5 separate regions of the Homo sapiens genome follow, and all the other regions are linked to region 1. The links are chromatin contacts, found by Hi-C in ENCODE. All regions are on one chromosome and are shown on one strand. The core of a region is the stretch at or near the end of the contact, and the rest is flanking DNA. Distances in the headings are between cores, read along the strand shown. Region 1 holds the start of NIPBL-DT (NIPBL divergent transcript). Region 2 holds the start of MTMR12 (myotubularin related protein 12). Region 3 holds the start of ZFR (zinc finger RNA binding protein). Region 4 holds the start of TTC33 (tetratricopeptide repeat domain 33). Region 5 holds the start of TARS1-DT (TARS1 divergent transcript).

The links. Hi-C counts contacts between places; a loop is a spot of excess contacts on that map. Pooled maps may share reads with other maps.
Region 2: a loop to region 1 is called in a map of CD4-positive, alpha-beta T cell, with 7 times the contacts of the local background. The contact joins the promoter of MTMR12 here to the promoter of NIPBL-DT in region 1. A Hi-C loop is called at or near these places in 4 of 168 maps with a recorded cell type or tissue (CD4-positive, alpha-beta T cell, CD4-positive, alpha-beta memory T cell, CD8-positive, alpha-beta T cell and 1 more), 2 of 37 single-sample maps with no recorded cell type and 7 of 50 pooled maps.
Region 3: a loop to region 1 is called in a map of B cell, with 7 times the contacts of the local background. The contact joins the promoter of ZFR here to the promoter of NIPBL-DT in region 1. A Hi-C loop is called at or near these places in 1 of 168 maps with a recorded cell type or tissue (B cell), 1 of 37 single-sample maps with no recorded cell type and 9 of 50 pooled maps.
Region 4: a map of CD8-positive, alpha-beta T cell shows a loop between it and region 1 (9-fold over the local background). The contact joins the promoter of TTC33 here to the promoter of NIPBL-DT in region 1. A Hi-C loop is called at or near these places in 2 of 168 maps with a recorded cell type or tissue (CD8-positive, alpha-beta T cell and naive thymus-derived CD4-positive, alpha-beta T cell) and 10 of 50 pooled maps.
Region 5: a map of CD8-positive, alpha-beta T cell shows a loop between it and region 1 (17-fold over the local background). The contact joins the promoter of TARS1-DT here to the promoter of NIPBL-DT in region 1. A Hi-C loop is called at or near these places in 3 of 168 maps with a recorded cell type or tissue (CD8-positive, alpha-beta T cell and naive thymus-derived CD4-positive, alpha-beta T cell), 2 of 37 single-sample maps with no recorded cell type and 12 of 50 pooled maps.

Annotation. Positions count from the first base shown.
Region 1 is chr5:36,875,107-36,878,273 of GRCh38, reverse strand. It overlaps NIPBL-DT (NIPBL divergent transcript), which reads left to right and starts at 1,580. Exons shown (of 1, transcript NR_046262.1): 1 at 1,580-3,167. It overlaps NIPBL (NIPBL cohesin loading factor), which reads right to left and starts at 1,505. Exons shown (of 47, transcript NM_133433.4): 1 at 1,096-1,505. RefSeq lists silencers at 880-999, 1,640-1,749 and an enhancer at 2,160-2,209.
Region 2 is chr5:32,311,335-32,314,501 of GRCh38, reverse strand. MTMR12 (myotubularin related protein 12) reads left to right here and starts at 1,563. Exons shown (of 16, transcript NM_001040446.3): 1 at 1,563-1,744. The coding sequence starts at 1,664. RefSeq lists an enhancer at 1,095-1,144 and silencers at 1,235-2,024, 2,095-2,234.
Region 3 is chr5:32,442,996-32,446,162 of GRCh38, reverse strand. It overlaps ZFR (zinc finger RNA binding protein), which reads left to right and starts at 1,423. Exons shown (of 20, transcript NM_016107.5): 1 at 1,423-1,541; 2 at 1,835-1,934. The coding sequence starts at 1,505. RefSeq lists silencers at 1,121-1,810, 2,041-2,380 and an enhancer at 1,772-2,329.
Region 4 is chr5:40,754,449-40,757,615 of GRCh38, reverse strand. It overlaps TTC33 (tetratricopeptide repeat domain 33), which reads left to right and starts at 1,655. Exons shown (of 5, transcript NM_012382.3): 1 at 1,655-1,792. RefSeq lists an enhancer at 1,632-1,781.
Region 5 is chr5:33,438,967-33,442,133 of GRCh38, reverse strand. TARS1-DT (TARS1 divergent transcript) reads left to right here and starts at 1,500. Exons shown (of 3, transcript XR_001742630.2): 1 at 1,500-1,929. TARS1 (threonyl-tRNA synthetase 1) reads right to left here and starts at 1,169. Exons shown (of 19, transcript NM_152295.5): 1 at 991-1,169. The coding sequence starts at 1,047. RefSeq lists enhancers at 61-647, 662-721, 982-1,171, 1,272-1,581, 1,236-1,823.

The DNA of each region.
Region 1 (3,167 bases), core at 331-2,830:
AGTCAAACATCATGGCACAAACAGCCAATGACAATCCTGGGACCTCAAGAAGAACTGCCCTGACATAAAAGGATGGCACCTTCTACAATTTTTTAACCTCCCAAGGATTTTAAGTATAACTTAATTTCTTTTTTGGAAAAAGAAAAGAAAAGTGGTTTTACCCGTATCTCAGCACAATTCTCAGAACACTTAAAATTCTTTGTATGCTCCTACACGTTTTGGTCAGGAAGTACCTGAGTGTTTTACGTATAGTCGCTTAAAACTGCCCTTACATAACGCATACAAATAGAAAGTGGCAGAGTAAACCTGTCAAGTACTTTATACTTGTCTTTGAATAAAAAGTCCATGTGCAACAACACACTGTCAAAACAACAAGATAAAAGCTCTTGGGGAGGGGGAGATGTGCAGTGTCTACCACAGTATGTTTTTCTGTATTAAATATTCATGTGGACGATTTAATTCTTTAAAAAAGAAAATGAGTCTTTATGAACTTTCCAACGTCCAAACAAGTTTTAGAAAGAGAAAGAATTACCACTGGATCCGCGTCTGAGTATTTACGTTTGTCTCACTAACTGAAACTACTTCCTCCCTTCATGGGGTCACAGGGGGAAGAAGGGAGGTTGTTTGTTTCACTGGGACGTTCCCCACTCCCGGACCGGGAAAGTTGTAAATATGGGGACGATCAGGGCACATTTGCTGTTAGTTGTATTGTTTCCGCCTCCCCACTAGCTACGGCTCCACTCCCGGGCGAGGCCTGTCACCGACCAGCAGTCGCTCCGCTCAGCCCGGAGCTCTCCTAATCCCCGAGCTCAAGTAGATTCCGCTGGCCCGCGGCCTGCACTCTCCGCCGGGCCTACGCCTCCCCGGCCGCCCAGCAGGAGCCCAGTCCCCGCCACCGGAGCCGGCCGGGAGAGGGTACAAAACCACCGCTACCCAAGGCGGCTGCCACCAGAGAGGAGCGAACTCTAGACTCGCCTGTGGAAGAGACCTGGGGCCGCTAAGGAAACGGCGGGGAGGGGAGCGAGGAGGAGAGACGCTGAGGACCTGGCGCCGGCGCCGCCGCCGCCGCCGCCGAAATAAAGAGCAGGAATTTACCTGGGCGAATCGGCGTCTGAATCCAAGGGGAGGCCGAGGCCGCTGTGGCGAGAGACTATAATCCGGGCCGGGAGGGGGGGTGGCTACGGCTCCTCTTCCGTCTCCTCAGTGCGGGGAACATGTAGAGCCGGGGGGAGACCAGCCGAGAAGACAAATCGTTGCTTCTTCTTCCTCCTCCTCCTCCTTCTCCCACATAGAAACACTCACAAACACCCGACCACGGGCCCGAGCTACCGGGGGGGCATCGCCGCGGGCCCGGGAACCAATTCTCCTGTCGGCGGGGGCGTCCCTCCCTGCGGCTTGGTGGTGTCGGGTGAGTCGGTACCGACGGAGGGAGGGGGGGGAGGGCGGGGGGAAGGAGCCCTGTGTGTGTCTCTCTCTCGTTCCGTCTCTCCCTCTCAGAACAAAATGCCGACCGGAAGTGCAGCTGCAGGAATGACTCCCTCCGCCGGCGCCAAACACTAACAACCACCCCCTCTTCCCCACTCCACTTCCGCCACCGCCGCAGCCGCCGCTGCCGCCACTTGGGCTCGCGTCCTCGGCCGCGCCGCGCGGCACCCGGGCCCAGCAGCCGGGAGGCGGCAGCTCTCCTCTACGCCCGTCCCCTCAGGGCGGCTGTGGATGTTGCCAGTATTGTCGATGCTTCAGAGCGACGTTTGCCCTGCGACACAGGCGGGCCGGCTCTCCTCTGTCTTTATTTTCCTGGAGGCCGACAGGAGCGGGGCCCGAGTTCGGTGGTGGTCGTGAGCGTGGGGGGCACTCAGGCCCGGACGGGCTCTCAGGTCGCCGACGGCGGCGGCTGGAGGCCGCGCTGGCTGTCCCAGGTCGTCGTTAGCTTTAGGGAGCCGATCTCCGGGCGGCCCCACAGAGGACGCCCGCGATTCGATGGCGATGATGCCCGTTTTAAATGGTGTCCCTGCAGCCGGGTGGATGGATGGATCGTACACCTTGCCTTTTGAGAGCCGGGACCTTACGCCCGACTGCGTGTTATTTCTGCGAATAAGAACGCAACCTTTGGAGGTGAAGACGACTGTCGGCTGGATTGAATTGGAATCGTGTTTGTGATGATGCGTTTATTTCTGGAAATACGCGGTCTCCGCTGCTTTTGCTTTTTGTCGGCAGAGGTTTGGGTTCTTCTCTAACGGTCAGGATAAAGGCCTGTAGGCGACGCTGCGCGAGCGAGAAGCTCGCCCGCGGCTGCCCGGGCGCCCCCCTCTAGGTGTGGGTGGAGCCGAGCGCGCGGGGAGAACCGCCGGCCCCGACTCAGCCACCGGTGACTGCGGGCGACCCGCGGGCCTGCGGCCAGCTGATTTCAAACATCGTTTTCCTCTTTAGGTTCGGAAAACTGAGGCGCTGGACAAGGCTGGAATACAATATGTGATTATACGTACAGTACTATGGTTGTTGTAGTTTTTAAATTGTAAAACAAGAAGTAACCATTGTTCCACCGTTCTCTATTAAGTTTGTGTAAATTAAAAAGGGGCTATTTTCGGTAAAAAGTGCAGTAGGTAAGCGGAATTTTACTCAACCGGGACGAAATTCGTGTTATATGAATTGTATTGTGTATTTGTGTGTGTACCAGTGCGCTAAAAGTAAGTAGGAAAACTTGCTTAGATTATTCCTTTTGCCTCAGGCCACTCAGGGGGCCAAGATCCTGTCACTCCTTTTCTCTAGGCCCTGCGAATGGCTTCCCGTCTTGAGGGGAGTGAGCCAAAGCCTTGACTGCGGCAGAAGTCCCCGCGCGCCGTTGAGGGTGGGGGCGGGCCTGCCCTGGCATCCTTGCGAGTAGGACTCTTCCCTGAGCGTCGTCCACAGGGCTTGCTCCTTCACCTTCAGGATTTTGCTCGTGTCACTCGGTGCTTCCGCGGCTACTTTTAAACTGAAAGTTCCCTAGCCCCCTTCTCATTTTATCCTTTGGACAGTCTACATATCCATACTTGTTTATCTTCTTATCTCTCCTTCCCCAGTGCAATGTAAGCTCTAAGAGGACAAGAGGTTGTGTTTTTCTGCACTGGTGTTACGGCCCCCGCCTAGAATGCCACACAGTAGATGCGTAGTATGTGGTTAAGGAA
Region 2 (3,167 bases), core at 314-2,813, 4.6 Mb after region 1:
TGGAAACACAAAGAAGGGAAAGGTTTGGAAAAATGAAGTTGACAAAGTCTTTTATTATCAAACGCTCAAACTTATTCCTCACTGCCTTGTTAACACTTGATTTGACACTTTTTTTTTTCTGTTTGAGACACAGTCTTGCTCTGCCACCCAGGCTGGAGTGCAGTGGCGCGATCCTGGCTCACTGCAACCTTGGTTCAAGCGATTCTCGTGCCTCAGCCTCCCGAGTAGCTGGGATTACAGGCGCCCGCCACCACACCAGGCTAATTTTTGTATTTTTAGTAGAGATAGGGTTTCTCCATGTTGGCCAGGCTGGTCTCAAACTCCTGACTTCAGATGATCCACCCGCCTCGGCCTCCCAAAGTGCTGGGATTAGAGGCGTGAGTCATCGTTTGTCTCATTTTTGTTTACATTTAAAATAATAAACCTTGAGGTCGGGCGCGGTGGCTCACGCCTGTAATCCCAGCACTTCGGGAGGCCGAAGCGGGTGGATCATCTGAAGTCAGGAGTTTGAGACCAGCCTGGCCAACATGGTGAAACCCCCGTCTCCATTAAAAATACAAAAATTAGCGGCATGGCGCGGTGGCTCATGCCTCTAATCCCAACACTTTGGGAGGCTGAGGCGGGCGGATCACGAGGTTAGGGGTTTGAGACTAGCCTGGCCAACATGGTGAAACCCCGTCTCTACTAAAAATACAAAAATTAGCCGGGTGTGATGGCAGGCGCCTATAATCCCAGCTACTCGGGAGGCTGAGGCAGGAGAATCGCTTGAACCTGGGAGGCAGAGGTTGCAGTGAGCCTATACTACGCCATTGCACTCAAGCCTGGGCGACAGAACGACACACACACACACACACACACACACACACAAAATTAGCTGGATATAGTGGCGGGCGCCTGTAATCCCAGCTACTCAGGAGGCTGAGGCAAGAGAATCGCTTGAACCTGGGAGACGGAGGTTGCAATGAGCAGAGATCGCGCCATTGCACTCCAGCCTGGGCGACAAGAGCAAAACTCCGTCTCAAAAGTAAATAATAATAAAATAAAAAACCTTGAACGTCATCGCTGTAAGTTGGGAACTCCTATAGCAAGATTCCATACATCCCATTTTTGGACGTTTTATTCCAAAGACACAAGCAAACGGAAGAAAACGACTGCCGTGAACCCCTGCTAACGACAACTTGGTGACTGCAGGATCATTGGACGACGGTTTTATCCTCGCCATCCAATCGTTGGAAAGTCCGGAGAGAACGCTCTCTGGATTGGTTGGAGGAAACATCTCTCCAAGTGCACTCAAGAATGGGTTGGGAGCGGGGTTCGGCCGGCAGCGCCTCGGGCCAATCAGAGAAAGCATGAGGGCGGGCTCTGCCGCAGGAAGGTGGTGAATCTCGGCGGGTCAAACTCTCCTGACGTGATGGGGGGGCGTGGCCTCCAGTTGCGGTCTCCCGGCTCTCTGGGCCCGCGCACGGGATGGGCGGGGCCCACGGGCCTGGGCGGGGCGAGCGGTGTCAGCGGCGGAGCCGGATGCGGGCGGCATCGCGGCGGTCGCGGCCTTGGGGATGGGCGGAGCCCCAGCCGCTAGTGCTGGTGGCCGCCGCTGCTGCCCCAGCTGGAGCCCGAGCCGCCGCCTCTGCGTCCGCGCGTCGCTGCTTCCCAGGGCGGCGGTATGCTGGGGAAAGGAGTAGTCGGCGGTGGCGGCGGCACCAAGGCCCCCAAGCCCTCCTTCGTGTCGTACGTACGCCCTGAGGTGAGGGGGCGCCGCGCAGGCGGGGCGTCGGGCAGGGGCGGCCGGGGCGAGGGGCGCCGGGAGCCCCTTCCTTGCAGCGGGGAGCGCCGCGGAGCGCTTCCTGCCCTTGTGCCGGGCGACGGGGCAGCCAGGCGGGCTGAGGCCGCAGGAGCGCGCTGGGGCCTCCGCGCGGGCCGGAATGGGGACCCCGGCGCAGGCAGGCAGGTGCCTGAGCGCAGGGCCCGAGCGCTGGAGGCTGGTGGAGGGGCCCGAGCCGAGAAGGGATTGCGGCCCGGAACGCCCCTGGGGATTCTGGAGAGGACCTGGGGTTGTGGGCACTGCTGGGAGGGGTAGGGCCGTGGGTCGGAGCCCCCAACGGGGCCTGCTCGGAGCCCGCGTGGGTCCGTCCTGCCTCTGGACTTTCTCAGTGAGCCCAGAAGCCCGCCGGCCTCCGCTGCCTGCGTCTGAGTGCCTCGGGTGCGGCTGGCGGGATGCCCTGCACCTACGTCCGCCTCCCGTCAGCGCTGCGGGGAGAAAAGGGGGTCGGCCTGGCCTCAGCCAGTCTCTGCTTGTCTCTCCCTTGGGAATTCTCCGCTGTCGCTTCTTTCTCCTCATCCCCTCACCATCATCCTTTCCACCCACTTCTTACTCTTCTGAATCTTCAGGTCAAGAAATTTGTTCATTCATTCAGAAAATACTTCTCGAGCTCCTACTGTGTGTCAGGCACTAAGTGCTTGTGATAGACATCAGTGAACAGGACAGAGATCTCTGCATTCCTGGAGCTTATTTGAGGGGGAAAGGAGAAACGGGGTGAATTATAGATAATTAAGTAAATTATACGGTGTAGTAGGAGGTGATAAATATCATGGGAAAGAAAAGAAATCTTTTTCCTCCTCGCAAAGGTGGCATTTGAGCCGAGACTTGAAGATACGAGAGGTCTGAGAGAAGAGTCGTCCAGGTAGAGGGAACAGCCCCCGGGAAGGTCGTGAGGTGGGAGTGTGTCTGAAGGGTTGGCGGAGCGTCAAGGAAGCCAGCATGGCAGAGGCCCATGGACAAGGGGGACAGTCATAGGAGAGGAGGTTAGAGAGATCAGAACTTGTAGGCCTTGCTCAGGGCTTCTTGAGCAATAGTTCTTAATCCAAATGCCTAATGAGAAGCCTTCTTGTTTTGCATCTGTAAAGGTTTTTTTCTGCCCTTCTCTCCAGCAGAAGTGCAGAAGCACCGCCAAATTTGTTGCAGATGTCTTCCCACCTCTGTAATGCAGAAGCACGTGGGCTGTGGATGAGAGATCTGATCAGGGACTGCTTCCGTAAAGACCACCTGGGGCCTGAGGCATTTGCATATGTATCTTTAAATTCAAGATATGTGTGTTTTCTCCAGGGGAAAGTGCTCTTAAAATGGGTCTTATTTTTAGTCCTAGTTGTAAAATACAAACCATTTCCTC
Region 3 (3,167 bases), core at 174-2,673, 4.4 Mb after region 1:
CTACAGGCGCCCGCCACCACGCCCGGCTTTTTTTTTTTTTCTTTTTTTTTGAGACGGGGTTTCACCATGTTGGCCACTGACCTCACCTCGTGATCCACCCGCCTCGGCCGCCCAAAGTGTTGGGATTACAGGCGTGAGCCACCGCGCCCGGCCAGCATTTCCTTTTAATGTTCATATCCAACAATGAGGAGAGATGAGGAGCAGGGAGTCTGGGGGATGGGCATGGAGAAGGTAAGGAAGAGGTGAAATGCAGGCAGTACATATGTACTTGATGGAAGACACGAAACATAAGGCCAGAGAAACTAGACGATCAGAAGAGGGACTGGAAGAGGAAAGAGAATGGTTGAAAACGAACTGAGAAACTAAAGGGAAGAAAGCGAGGAAACAGAGGGAAAGAGGAAATGCTTACATGGGGGCAAGTACTGTTCTGTCCTTACCACTAAAGATCTGGCACGTGATCTGGTCTCCCTCTCACTTGACTCCAGCCAGACTGATCTTCTTGCTCTTGAACATTCATTCCTTCATCTGGACCCTTCCACTTGCTGCTCTTCCTGCAGGCATCTCCCAGGCCTGTCCTTCCTTCCTTCAAGTGGTCTCCCTAACCACACTCTACATGAAATAGCACCTCCCTTACCCTTATTTTCCTTACTCTGCTTTATTTATGCTTGAAGCTCCAGTCACCATCAGACAGAATTTCTGTGTTTTGGCTACCGGCTGTTGGCTGACATATACCCGCTCCTAGAACGTAAACTCCACGGGAACAGGGACTTTGTTTTGTTCTCTGCCGTATCTCCAGCACCTACAACACTGCCTGACACCCTGCTGGGTGACCGATATACGCCGGATGGCTCAGGGAGTGGGTGCAGGTCGAGGAAAGGGTATAGCAAGAGGTATGTCCGGGAGGGATGTTTAGGGTGTGCTTTTAGTCCAACAGAAAAGCACTCTCCATCCTTTTTCTATTTCTCTCCTCTCCTTCTCCCTCCCTCCGCACTTCAGAGGTTGGGGAAAAGCTGCGGGAAAGCAGGAAATAAGGAAAAATCCTAAATTGCCCAGCTCGAATTCCAATGAAAAATTAATGAGCGAGGAAGACAGGGAGGCAGGGAATAAGTGCACATGCAAAAGTTAAGGAAGCCAGTGGAAAGCAAAGAAAAAGGCGAACAGACGTCACTCTCTCTGGTCACGCTCCCCGACTCCCCAGAGGACAGGCGAGGCGCTTCTGGCACACGCCCCCGTCGCCCCGCGGCCGCGCGGCGTCACCACCACTTCGGAGAAGGCCAGGCCCCTCTTCCCCCGCGGGCTTCCCCGCGCCCGCACCGCCGAGGCCCCGGCACGCGCCCGGGGGAGCCGCGAAGACGGCGGGGACTACAGCTCCCAGGATGCCGAGCACAGGCGCGCCTGCGCAGTGCGGTCGGAGGCGGCGGTCTGTTCTCCGCTGAGGAGGAGCGGGGCAGAGGAGGGAGGCAGCGGGTGAGAGTTCAGAGTTCAGCAGCAGCAGCCCGAGCCCATGATTCCCATATGCCCTGTAGTTTCTTTCACCTATGGTGAGTCTAATGTGGCCCGCGAGGCCTCTGCCCGGCCCCCTCCCTGGCCCCGGGCAGCGGGGAGCCGCGGGGGTTGGGGCAGGCTCCGGGGAGGAGGCGGCGGCCGCCACCCGGGCGTGCGAGTGAGTGAGGGAGTGCGAGGCGGGAGGGGGAGGCGGCGCGGCCGCGGCCTGGGCCCCGCCAGGGCTGCTCTCACGGCGCCTCTCTCTTTCTCTCCCTGCCCTCCCTCGGCGTCTCGGCTCCTCTGTGTCTCTTGTCCCGCCATGGGACCCGACTCTTCGTGCCCGCCGCAGTGCCCAGCCGGCTGGGGGAAGATGCCAAAATGGCGACCGGCAACTACTTTGGATTCACCCACAGCGGGGCGGCGGCGGCGGCGGCTGCGGCCCAATATAGGTAACGGCATCCTGCCTTCTCTCTGTTCGCCCCTTGCTCTCCCCTCGGTCCGGATCCTGTCGATGCGACGCCCCCGCGCCCGTCCCCAGCCATCCCAGAGCCCCGGCCCGCTGCAGGCCTGGCCCGGCCCAGCCCGGCGGCCTCTCCCGCCCCGCCCCGCCCCGCCCCGCCTTGCCCGGCCCGGCCCGGCCCGCGGCGGGGAGCGGCCCCCAGTAGGGGGGAGGTAGAGACGGCGGAGGTGTAGGGACGTGGAGGCCTCAGGGCCCTTCAGCGGCCCCTTAACTAAAATGGCCTCCTGCGGCCGCCGAGCGGAGCCGCCACCGCCGCCCGGCAGGCCCCCCAGTCCCCGCCTCCGCGCGTCCAGCCCCCACCTCCCATCTTCTTCCCACTTGGGGGATGGAGAGGGTGGCTGAAGGGACCTCACGGGGAGTGCCGTGTCGCAGGTCCACTGGCTTCTCGTGCGACGCCTCTCTGCGTCGTCGCCTGGTGCTTCAACCCCCGGAGCCCAGATAACGTGTCGTTGTCTCGGGTACCTTTTCCTCCGCCGTGGGGCTTCTTCCCCAGACGCTCCATCGCTAGCGAGTCCTGCTGACAAACTGCGGGTGTCACTGTGTTCATCGGGTTCCTTTAGTTTTTCCTGCAAGGAGAGAGATTCACATACCAACCACCTGTAAATTGTGTAGTTCTTAGACTGGAAAAGATGTGCGAAGTTTCTAGTGCTGATAAATGAGTGCCCAGCCTTGTTTGAGCTATGGAGTTTAGGCCCCAGGTGGGCCTGTCATTCTCCTTGCGGGGGTCTTTCCCCTGCGGGGAATGGTGGGGAGGGAAGAAGATGCAAGTGAGATTGTACTGAGTCATTGTAATGCACCGGATGAAATCCCTGCTTTAAGGGAAGCTCTCATTTCTGAAGTCTGTAGTTCATTATACATCTTACCAAAGACAAACACAACAGTGGATTGTTAAATTGTTACTTTTGAGTCAATCTGAGACTTTTGATTCAGGCCATAAGCGCACACGGCTCCTGCGTGATATGCTTTTTATGTATGTTAGATGTTGGTTAAACCCAGGCAGTTTTTTTCATTTGATTTACTTCAGGAGGCACGGTGTTTAATGGAAAGGGCATCATTGGGAGCCAGAAGACCCGAGTTCAGTCTCTTTTGCTCTTGATTTTTTTTTTTTGAATAAATAATTTTTCTTAGAGAGAAAGGACCTATGTTGCCCAGGCTGATCTCG
Region 4 (3,167 bases), core at 406-2,905, 3.9 Mb before region 1:
TTTTTTTCTTTCCTCCCTCCCTCCCTATTTCTCTTTTTTCCTTTCCTTTCCCCTTCCCCTTTCCCTTTCCTTGTTTTTCTTGAAGTTACAGATTCCCTTTGTTCATTTTCAAGAAAGGTTTGTCAAATACCCAAGTCCGAATAACCGGTTTGTCACTCATCTTAGTAAAATTTGTGTTCCAGGAAAAAAAAGTATTTACTTCAGTTTATAATGCCATCTCACAGTAGCTCTTCTTTGATACGTCATACTTCAATATGCAGCAGAAGTACTTTGTGAGGACTTCCAAGTTTTTACAAAGAATATTAAGTGTCGGAGTGGTTATAATAAAGTAACTTTTACAACTTCATCAGGGATATTCTCTGGTGACAGCGTTCATTTTTCCATTTTTTTTTTTTTTTTTGAGACCGTGCCTTGCTCTGTCATCCAGGCTGGAATGCAGTGGCATGACCTCGGCTCACTGCAGCCTCGACCTCCCAGGCTCAAGGGATCCTCCCACCCCAGCCTCCCGAGTAGTTGGGATTCAGGTGCGTGCCGCCAGGCCTGGCTAATTTTTGTATTTTTGGTAGAGATGGGGTTTCGCCATGTTGGCCAGGCTGGTCTCGAACTCCTGACCTCCCAAAGTGCTAAGATTACAGGCGTGAACCACCGCGCCCGGCCCATTTTTCTTACTGTGAGCGTGTGGTGGTGAAGAGCTCCAGTACGGTTTGGTGTCATTACTGTAATTCCTGTGGAGGGGCCAGCACCTTGACCTACCATTGCTTTTCCACCATCAGTGCAAATGTCAGCATTGTGCAAAGGGCAAATCACGTCTTCATATTAGTATGAAAATAATTTTGGCTTTGAAAGGGTGTCATTGACCCTCAGGACAATCGTTGGTCGACATCAGTGGTTCTCAACGGGGCAGGGTGGGAGGGATAGTTTTTCTTCCAGGGGAAATTTCACTGGGGAAACCATTGGCTGTCACAATCGACTGGTGGTGACATCCCGTGGACAGAGACCAGAGATGCTGCTAAGCACCCTACAATGCACAGAACACCCCGTCCCCCAACAAAGCATTATCCAGTTTGAAATGTTAATGGTGCTGAGGCTGAGAAAGTATGACTTCCAAAAATGAGTCTTTTGGGCAGGAGAGTTGGAGAAATTAACAATCTTGATTACCTTTATTACATGTGCTCGTTTATTTTCAAGACATGATGCACAGCTACGTTCTGGCTGTAATTCTGCCTTCTGGGTCCAACTCACTTGTAACTTTAACGTGAAGCCTGCAGTTCAGCCTCGAGCCTCCCTGACTAGCCTCCCCGCCCGGCCGCCTCGAGCCCTTTATAACCGAATTTTGCCTCTCTGTTCTCTGCGTCTGGCCGACCTCATCAGCTAGGCTATAAACCCCTTCGGGGAAGGAGCATATCCTAATCCTTTGAATCCCGTAAAATAAGTTTTCCCCTCACCTTGTTCCCCACTGACGGGACGCGAGGCTGCGCGGTACCGCGGGGGCGGCTCCTCTCGGTGCGCTCTTCAGCCCGCGCAGCCTCATTTTCCCGCGCTCGTGCGCTGCGGTCACTCAGGGCTGCTGCTAGAGGGCGCGCCCAGCCGCGTGGCCCTGACTACTACAAATCCCAGAAGGTCATGCAGTGGGGGCGGCCGCGGTGACTTCTGGGATTTGTGGTCCCGGAGAAGAGATTGGCGGAGGGGAAAGACTGAGTCGTCTTTCCTTTGCCCGCTTCTGTGGACTGTTCGAACGCCCAGGGGTGGGCCAAACCCGTTTCTTAGGAAACCAGGAATCCAGGGAAGGCAGGTAGGAATTTGGGCGTGATAATTTCTGCTTCCAGTGGGAAAGAATGTAAACACGGGGCCTTGGGAGCCGTTATCGGGTAACTGGGGCTGCCCGGTCGGCGGTGGAAGCTGAGGAAGAGGAGGAAAAAGAGGCGAGTGGGTGTTGTGATTAGGGGAGAAAGGACCTTCGGAATAGGAGTTGAAACCCGACGGGATCCGGCAGAGCCTGGTCGCTAGGGTTGGTCTCCAGGGACAAGCGAGTCTGAGGGTCGGGCCCGCCGTGGCACCTTCGCGGAGCTGCGCGGCCGCAACCTTCCCTGAGCGGTGGGACGGGCGGGACGAGCCGGCCGCTCCCCGCTGGAGAGGTGTCTGCGGCCCGGGGCGGTCCGTGAACGCGCAGGTGACGTCCGGGGCAGCCTTTCTGAGCGTTTTTATTATTGTTGACCGATGAAGGGAAAGTCACTAATACTGGTTTTTCTCTTGCGGTGGCGTTTTTGGGTAAATCGTTTCTTGGATTCCTCACCTCTGAATACCTCCTTTTACCCAGAAGGATGCTGTTGTGATTTCCTGATCTTGTTCATGTAGTGGTTTTTCCCTTTGGGTGCTGCATCCTCAGACACACTCAAGACAAGCCCTCTCTGGCGGCTGGGTAAATGTGAAGCCGTCGCCAGTTGTTGAGCGCCTACTATAGGGATCTTTGTAACAGTACAGGAATTTAGAATACAGCGTCGTTGTTTAGAATCGTTATGCCATTCCTGAAATATAATCCTATATAAAAGGTTGAATTTGTCTGGTTTCATGAGTTTAACATGAAACCGGTGTGGATTGTGGTTTACTCTCATGGTTTCTTACTCTGGTAAAAAAATGTTAAGTCTAGGATGTTGAAGCCTCGTGCTTCTAACTAGACTCAGGAAAGCCTCCTTCATAAGAAGTTTTAATTTCATGTTCAGATAGTCATAGAGGAACAATAAACTCGTTCGGCTTAAGATATCTGAAACAACTGGGAATGTTAAATTTTCTAATGCAGAAAGTGCTTTGCATGCTCTAGGATTCACATACCTTTTTAAGCCTGGCTAAGTTTTCTTCAAAGCTTAAGTCCTCCAGAAAGCCTCAAGTGTCTCTTCTCTGATGTCATGGCATCCTTTGTTTACTCTCTTGTAGCACATATCGTGTATGAAATTGACTGTACTCTGTGGTTTCCAGACACTTTTGAAGAAAATATAAAACTTTGCTAATGGCCTTGATAACAGATTCATGCTTTTACACAGTAGTGGGCCCTTGATACTACTGTTTGGTATCTCTATTTTTCCTTTGTTGCTTTTCCTTATCTCCACAGTGACTATTTTAGTCTTTTCCCTTTTTCTCAAGAACTCAGATCTGTTATTTTCCTTTTACTT
Region 5 (3,167 bases), core at 251-2,750, 3.4 Mb after region 1:
GGATCCCTTAGCTGAAGACGTCACCACTTCTCACTTGGACTATTACAACAGCCTTCTGCATGTGGCCTAACCTTCTATCCCAATGCCAGCGTGACTTTTACAAATACAATCTTCCTGCTTAAGATCCTTCATGTATAGAATACAAGTTTCAAACATCCTTGTTGCCTAAGATCCTTCTGATTACTGTTCCTTTAACCCTTCTGGCATATCTCTTGCAAACAACCCGAAAGACAATTCACCTGCGTGCCCCTTTTCACTGCCTTCCCTACCTTTACGTGGGAAGCCCCGTCCTGCCTGTTTACCTGGTGAAATCATTCTTCCAAACTAAATTCTAAAGTGCCTTCCTAAACTTCCTCTTCTGTAATACCACAAGGTTGATCACAAAGCACTAGGGCTGTTTTCCTGTCTCTTACACATCAGCCTGTGAGGCCCTCAAAGTCGGGGAACTGGGCCCTATTCATCTTCCCACATGCACCGCCCAGATCAGTGCCGGGCAAAATGTATACTTAACCACCCAAACTTGGACAAGCTGGGTCAGATCTCGGGCACTCGGTTTTCCTTTCCTTAAAATGGAGCTCTTTACCCCCGCAGGATCTTAGGAGATTGATTAAATAAGGCTCTGCAATGTGTTTCCCGCTTACAGTAAGCCATAAACGCAAGTTTGGAAGCCTCAAGCCTAAGATTCTGATTCTGTCTCCGCGTCTAACTACTGTAGATGTGAGGCTCTGAACAAGTCGCTCACTCAAGGTCTGTTTCCTCATCTGTAAAGAGAATGGACCCACAGATGAACTGCAAGGCCCCACCCTAATTTATGAATGGATGGTTCCCAAAGGGGGTTCCGACTTTCCAGGAGTCCCACCATCCCCCACTTCTCCGACCCACGCGGTCCCGGCCGCTTCCTGCTTCCTGCCCCCCGCTCCCGCCGCGAGCGTAGCGTCTGCACCCACTAGAGTCCCAGGCTGGTCTCTGGGTCCCACCAAGTTTGCTCACCGGCTTCTCCTCGCCTCCCATCTTCCCTGAAGGACTGCTGGCCTTCTCCTCAAACATTGGCGAACGACGAAGCGATGAGAGAACCCGAAAGCGACGGCCTAGAGGAGAGGAGCCAAGAGGCGGGTGGGAGGTGGGCTAGCGCCCGGGACTTGGCCTCGGCTGGACCAGCTGATGCAATCGAAAGGCGCCCTAACCCCGCCCCCAACTTGCGGCGGAACGAGCAGCCAATGGATAACGGGGGAAGGCGGGCCCTCCCTCCTCTAAGCCAGTGGAAAATCTTTTCGGGTGACAGAGCCCTTCTAGGAAATCAGGTCGCGGAGGGTGAGGAGGAGCAACTGCAGAAGCTACATGCCTACTCTCCGCTGACCTTGGTCTGGACGCTTTCCAGAGTCAAGTCCCCAATGCGCGTGCGCCTTTCCTCCCTTCTGACTTTATGTGGAACAATCATGGACCTTCCCGGACACCGTAGATAATAAGTAGGTCTTGGTCTAAACTTCCGGGAAGTTTTCGGCGACCTGGATACCATCTTCGACACGGGGACAAATCCCGGGATGGAGTCCAGGGTTTCCCGCGGCTTCGGCGCTTCCTGACCTGGCGTGACTGCCGACTTGTCGGCACCACCCAGGCCTCAGGCTCCCTGTCTGTAGTGGTGAATCGACCTTCCTCATGGCAGTCCAGGCTTCCCAAGCCCCATGTCCTGTTGATCCGGGACAAACTCTTCCTTGAACGTTCTTCACTACGAGCCGCTGCTGATCTGTACTGCCTGGAGGAGCATTTCCATAGCGCCCGCAAAAATACAATAAAGCTCACCCAAGGAAATAACCATGGATTCTCACGCCTGGGTGCCAGTGTTTGGAATCGACTGGGCTTTTTTATGTTAGTAGGCAATTTAAAACAATTACTTATTTGAAATCAGAAGCGCAATAGGCATAACTTCAGGTACGTGCTCCACCACCACGTTTTGTGGATTTTTCTTTTTAAACATCAGTTCTGTTCTCTACAACTCTCCGCCTTCAGGGTTATACTTTCCAGGAACAATAGCTTCCCAATTCGGCTTTGTGCATCCATTTTTCATACAGCATCGTTGTAGTCTTCAAATACAAATATGATCACGGCAATCTGCTGAAAAATCTTTGGTGGCTTTCCCTTGCTCTTGGACAATCCCTGATTGTCCAAGTTTTCGGCTTCATCTCGTTCGCCCACCATACACTGAACTATAAACTGTAGTGGCTTTTTTTCCTCAGGTCTTCCCACAGACTAAGTACCAAGATTTTTCCACCCTACCCTCATCCGTGCTCATTCCGACACACTTTTTGCCTGTTTGACACCTCATTTATTGTCAGATTTCAAGAATCGTTTTCTTCGGGGAACCATTTCTTGACTCCCTTACTGGATGAAACAAGCCTCCCTGTTAAACAGTGTTGGAGGCGCAGAAACATACCCCCAAATAATGGCGTTTTGACATCTGAACTGAAGAAGCCTCAAGGTCCCACTCCCCTAAATCCCCACGCCATCTCTGCCAAAGCAAAGGATAAAGTTTAGACACATCACAAGGAACATAATTGTTTTTGTTGCCTCCCTGTAAGACCAAGAATGTAGTAATCACACCTGAGCAGACCCTTTCACAAGATGTTGTACAAATTAATGTGTTCCTGATACATTCATTCTCCTTTGTAATCCCTCAACAGAATTCCTCTTCTCCCTATCATAACCTGTGTCGCTGGGATTGTATCCACAAGCTTCTGAAGCCCTCTGAGGGGTGGGTAATCACGCTGTGATTCTTCCTGTGTATACACGTTAAGTAAATTTGTATGTTTTTTCTATTAATGTTCCTCATGTTAGTGATTTTCAGCCAAACCTCAGAGGGCCAAGGAGAAAGGTCCCCTTGGCGCTTACAATAGTGTCTGCTGGTAGTTTCATGTGGTTCTTGGTAGAACTTACCGGTTCAACTTGTTCTTTCACTATGTGTGTATTTAGAGCTAAGCAAGTTTACTATATATGTGTATATATATATATATATACACACACACACACATATACACATACGTATATGTATATACATATATTATATATATATATATGCACAGTAATGGTTCTGATCAGTTGGCCTAAGAGTACACCCTATGTGGGGCTTCACGTACTGCTACACTCACAGGCAGAATTGGGGGTTGTTTTTC